Linked DNA regions of Homo sapiens: region 1 is linked to region 2. Evidence: chromatin contacts called from ENCODE Hi-C data. All regions are on one chromosome and are shown on one strand. Each heading gives the region's core, a stretch centred on a gene start or an enhancer-like site at or near the end of the contact. The rest is flanking DNA. Distances are from core to core; before and after follow the strand shown. Region 1 holds the start of VSNL1 (visinin like 1). Region 2 holds the start of OSR1 (odd-skipped related transcription factor 1).

Evidence for each region. Hi-C counts contacts between places; a loop is a spot of excess contacts on that map. Pooled maps may share reads with other maps.
Region 1: a loop to region 2 is called in a map of naive thymus-derived CD4-positive, alpha-beta T cell, with 8 times the contacts of the local background. The contact joins the promoter of VSNL1 here to the promoter of OSR1 in region 2. A Hi-C loop is called at or near these places in 1 of 168 maps with a recorded cell type or tissue (naive thymus-derived CD4-positive, alpha-beta T cell), 1 of 37 single-sample maps with no recorded cell type and 8 of 50 pooled maps.

What each region holds. Positions count from the first base shown.
Region 1 is chr2:17,539,150-17,541,946 of GRCh38, reverse strand. VSNL1 (visinin like 1) reads right to left here and starts at 1,251. Exons shown (of 4, transcript NM_003385.5): 1 at 1,029-1,251.
Region 2 is chr2:19,357,207-19,359,944 of GRCh38, reverse strand. It overlaps OSR1 (odd-skipped related transcription factor 1), which reads left to right and starts at 1,322. Exons shown (of 3, transcript NM_145260.3): 1 at 1,322-1,604. RefSeq lists enhancers at 1,450-1,978, 2,644-2,738.

The DNA of each region.
Region 1 (2,797 bases), core at 2-2,501, 1.8 Mb after region 2:
GGATTCCCACTCTGGCATCTCACAGGGCACTGATCAGGCAATGCGGAGCACTCATCATTTCCACCATGCAGGGAGCATCAGCCTCTCCTCGCTCCTTCCACGTACACATTCTTGTACCCCTGAGGGTATTCATCATTCTGATTTCCACCCGGGGTTTGACCTTGCAAAGACCCTTCTTCCAGTTTCTGGGCAAGGAACAACCCATTTTAACTCAAAACACAAAACGACCTTTTATCCTTTAAAGAAATACTACCAAATGTAACACACCTTGATTTACATTTTTTAACCCCAGATTCCGGATGGCGAACACGGAATGCAAAGGCAGGTAACTAGTTTGGGTCTGACAGTCCCCATTCAGCGACCGAGCCTGTGACTCCGTTCAAAATCGACAGTGCAGTAGAGCATCTTTCCCTTTTCTGCCCATTCACCATTGTGACAAAAATCAAAGACGAAAAAAATTATCTACTCATTTCTGAATACTGAGAGAAATGTGCTCATTTTGCGCCTGACTCCGTGGATCTTAAACACTAACATCCCGCTCAGAGATCAACCATGATTTCCATACCAATCTCATCCACTCAGTTTTACTTAGCAAACACCTTTGCTGCCCTTCCACAGTGAGAAAAATGGTGCACCAATCCCACGGATGACAGGTTGCTACTCGACTGTACCCGCTCAATAGTTTTATCAGCAACCGGAAAACTTCACAATCGGTCAATTAGCTACTTAAATCTGTCTAAGACAAACTAAGAAAGCATCTCAGTTTCACCTGTCTTAAATCTAGTCTAAGACAATCCCCCAAACACGCCGCATATAAACACTCCCCCTTCCCCCACCCCCAATATTCCAAAAGATCCCCCATGGACTAAGAGCACATTCAGATCGCCAGCATTAAGCAAGGAAATTGTCCCCATGCATTTAGACGCATCTATGCAAAGCAAAGTATGTGACAATAGCCAAAGCATTTCTCTGACAGTTGGTTGCACTACACATGCAGAAATGCAACGAAGATTGTATTTTCCACTTACAGTTACAGCGCTGCGCACGGTCACTTAACGAAAATGATAAAACTCAACAGTTCTTTTTAAAAATATATATTTAATTCGGGTAAACGCTTAAGCCGTCTCTGTGTGTGGTTCTCTCTCGCTCTCTTTTTCTCTGGAGCTCTGGGCTGCTTAAATCCCTCTTGGATCGCGCCTTGCAAGCCCAGCCGCTGCCGCAACACGCTCGGGTAAATCTCTGCTGCAGATTGGGAATCCCATAGAAAACCTAGGGTCCCTGGAGCTGGATGCGCAGGCGCGCGAGCCTCCGCCTCTCCAGGCACCCCCTCCCCTTTCCTCTCTTCCCTCCCCCCAGCTCCGCAGCCCCAGCTAGGAGAACTCGGGAGCCTGTGACCAAAAGCCGCCTGGCGATGGCGCATGCTCAGTCGGAGGGGCTCGGAGTTTCCGCGGGTGGATTCCACGTCTCCAGATTTTAGCAAAAGCTCAAAAGGAAAGTATATAGGAAAAGGGAGTCCGGCTACCGGAGCAACCCGCACCTGGACGGGCGCGAGGGACTGCGGGTTACCCGGACTCGCCACGCCCAGTGGTTACCGAACCTGGGGGCTGAAGGCCGAGGCCAGAGATGGAACACGTGGAGCCGCTTTTCCCGCTGCTTTCTGTCCTAGCCGACCCCCGGCCCACCCTTTGTTAGGCTGTAAGGTGAAGGAGAAAACTGCAGAAATCTCCGAAAGAAGACTTCCCAGCAAGCTGTGAGCACGTCTACCTGGCTTACTGAAGGAACGGTTATGGTGGTCATTTTGTCATGGGCCATTTCATCAGAGGGTCTTCTGCTAGGAGTACTGGGAGCCGGGTCCTGCAGCACCCAGTGCCCCGGACAGTCTCGGTCCAGAACGGCGTTGAAAAAATGTGTGTTAAAGGGAGCTGGGATCCGAGGCTTCTTGCCCTGTGTACCCTGAGCCAAGCGCCTTCTGTATGCACTTAAGTGTTTTTAACATATGCTTTGCGTCTGGGGTGGGAGGGGGTGGGTGAAAGGGCGGGAATGAACCATTTTGCGAACCCACGTTTAAGGGCTCTGATTAGGCCATCTTATAAAGCCCCCTTTGTGTCCTTGAACAACTAACAGGTTTGCCAGCCCTCCCCCCGGCTCCCCATTGGCCTGCCAAAGCCTAGAAGGCTTGGCAAGGAGTAGTGCCCAATAAATGTTTGGTCGGTCGCTTCCCTACCAGAAAAGCAAGGAGAATTCCCAGATGTTCCCAACCAGACCAGTTTTCCTCAAGTGTGTATGTTGTACATGAACTCATTCAACAATTATTCATGGAAGCATTTGCAAAACTATTAGACATTCCTTTATGCTTTGGGAATAAGTGCGGTTAACAAAACCCCCTCCTGGGCTTTACATTCAGGTGGGAGTTTTATTTTCAAGGGAGGGAAGTTCTGGGGGCGAGATGAAGATCGAGGTTCTCCTTAAGCAGAGCGCTGTACAATTTGCACAGCGTCTTCACACACCTTATCATGTTCAGGAAAACTGTAGAGTTGACCTACCCTTCGGTGCTGGGGACACCAAGAGCGTCTCCCGTGGCAAATGAGCTCTAAATTGACAAATCTCCAGCTGCTCCTGGTTCCAAGTCGAGGAGTCCAGCTTTGAACAAACTTGAGACTACTTAAGTGGGCACCAGGAGAAACTCCGCCAGACAAGTCTGTGGCTGTCGACATGCTAAGTGAGGGCCTCAGGCAGTGATGCCTAAGCCTCATTCGCTGCCAACCTAGCCAGCCCAGAACCCAGGAACTGGCTTCCC
Region 2 (2,738 bases), core at 73-2,572:
GGGAGTCTTCATTACCATCTCCCTAGGTCAGGTATTACAACCTTCTTCACCTCCCAAGAAAATCAGATTAGCTTTGCAAACCAAAGCTGGAGATAGCAGAAGCTCCTCGGGAGAGAAGCAGTACAGTACTTAGGGACCCACGGAATCTAGGATCCAGCTCCAAGAGTCACTCAGCAGCAACTCTGGGGCAAAGGCAGAGAGTGCAGTTGTGTGATCTGGACCCACACAAGTCCCAGGAAACCAGTGACTCCTCCTTGCCAAACCCAAGGCCTGGAAGGGTATTCCAGAAAGGCATTAGGGAGGGATTGGGCTGGGGTCAGCCGGAGGTCAGCTTTCAGAGATGGGTAGTCAAGGGGGTGATGGTACCCTCCATAATGCCTAGGCAATGAAGATAGAATTTTTAATGTCCAGAACTCTGATTCCTTTCCGATTAAAAACTCCACCTGAACCAGCTCCTTGACTCAGAGGCCCTGGAACTGACAACTTTGCAGCTCGTCTAGCTTGCCAGTGCGGCTCTCTAAACTCTGATCCATCCTAAAACAAATATGTAAGTAGAGAGTGCCACTGTGCATTGGGGTGAAATCTCAGAGAGTTCTGGGCCCCAGGAAAATAACTTTCCTGACCTCCTTTCCCTACTCTTTGTTCTTTCTACTGGACTCCAGAACTTAGGGTCTGGGGTCAACCATAAGCACTCAGATGTTACAGCTCGCTTGCTTCGGTGACCCTGGCCCTCCCGCACCAGGAATTAACCAGCGCTGCCTGGGTTAACACCCTGGCCCCGAGCACGCTTGGATAGCCAGGAGCTGCTCCACACTCGGGGTCTGCCGCCTCTGGAAAGAGATTCTGGGAGGAGATGCGACTCTGTCAGGCGCCAAAGTGCGTTGAAACCCAAGCCGCGGTGTGGGGATCCCGGTGCACAGAGCTACTGCCCCTCCCTCCCTCCTCCCAAAGAGCACGGGCTGTGTCCTAGGAGCCCAAGTATAGGACCTCGAAACGTGCGGTGCCAGCCCGCTCTCATCTGCTAGGGACCGTTTCCTCCAGTGCGCCAGGCGTGCCGCTCTGGACCTAAAAAGGCAGCAGGGGTCGCGCGGGACTGAAGAGGAGGGGACGCAGGTTGGGAGAGGCCGGGTCCAAGCGAGAGCAGCTGCCAAAGTCTGCTGCCCGGGTCAGCAAAAACTTTGTCTTTCATTGCGCAGGCGCAGGGCAGGGTTGGGGGGCAGGGGAGGGAGGGGAGGAATCCTGAGGCAAGGGGCGGGGGTGGGGGTGGTGGAGGAGGGAGGGTGGTGGATTAAAATAAGTAGGCGGCTCGGTGCTAAGGGATGAGTGAGTCGGAGCTCGGCCTCTCCCCGGCACGTTCTCAGCTGCTCCTGGTTCAGACCCAGCGAGGGAGCCGCGAGCGAGGCTCACCGTCCCCGGCGTGCAGGATCCGGGGCTGCTGAGCGCTCGCTCCCGCGTGTCCGGCGCTTGGAGTCCCCGCGGCAGGAGAGGAGTCGGGACACTAGAGCTCCAGGGGCGCCTGTGGGCTCCAGGGCCTCCGGCTTCCCCAGTCCCCTTCAGCTAAAGCCCCAGAGACGTGCTCAGCCCCAGGACCTCTGCGGAACAAGGTAATTGCAGTCCTGGGCGCCTGGGCTCAGCAAAGCGAATGCGGGCAGGACTCCCAGGTTCCTTGTCACTGCTCGGCGGGTGCCTCCTCTCTCTCAATGCCCCTGAAGGAAGCTCTTGCCAAACGAATGCTGTAGGACTTTTGTGAAAGTGAGAGCAGGGTGGTTGGGGGTGCTGCCTCAGGACTTCCTGCGCGGGGTCCTCGGCCTCTGACCGCTGGGGATTAAGGGGGGCGGGCCTCCGCTACTGCGGCCAGCCCGCCCGGCTCTGCGGAATCACGGGCGAGGTGCCCACGGACTTTGAAAGTCAATCTGTGGGCCCCCTTTAAGAAACCAGAGCAACTTCAGCGGGCACAAACTTTCCTGAGACGCGCTCCTAGCTCTGGCTGACGCCCAGGTTGACGAAGAAGGAAGGGAGAGGGAGTGAATGGCCACAGCCGCAGCCGACCGCGCCAGGGACAGGTGCATGCCCCAGCTCGGTAGCGCTTTCGTTCAAGTTTGTCTTTTGAGGAGTTGCGCTCTAGTATGAGGCCGCCTAGACCCGAGAGCGCAGGGCTGCGAGTCTGAACCCCGCCTTGCACTCGCGCTCTAACTTAGGGATATTCTCCATAGGATGATTGCTCTGTGTCGTCAAGGCCTGGAGCGGAACCCTTGATTGTCCTGGTGCAGGGAGGCAATGCAGTGGGCGCAAGCACTGCTTTCCAATTCGAGACCCACACACAGCACTAGTGGAAACTCTGTGGAGCCCTAGGGTCTCCGGGCTGGGGACAGGAAAAGTTCTGTTACTCCCCTGACTGTCCGCTAATCCAGCCGTCAGGAGAGAAAGAAGGGGGAAAGGGGTGAAGGGCTGCCTGCTGAACTAATTTCTCCTCGGAAATGTCTCGGAGAAGAATGAAAAACCACGTTTAGTCCTTTTTCAGCAGCTCAGGCAGTAGCGGGTTGGGTTCTCAATGTGTAAAGTAGCCGCAAGGGTTTCTTTGTTGCCACAATTTGGTAAATTTCACCCAGGCTAAGAGCTGCGCATTGGCTCTGCGGAACAAAACCACGTGCAAGGCTAGGTGTCCCAGGTTCACAACCCCCTAGGGAAGAGAAGCGCTGGAGGGGACTAGCAGCGACCGGCGGCGTGTAGATGTTCCA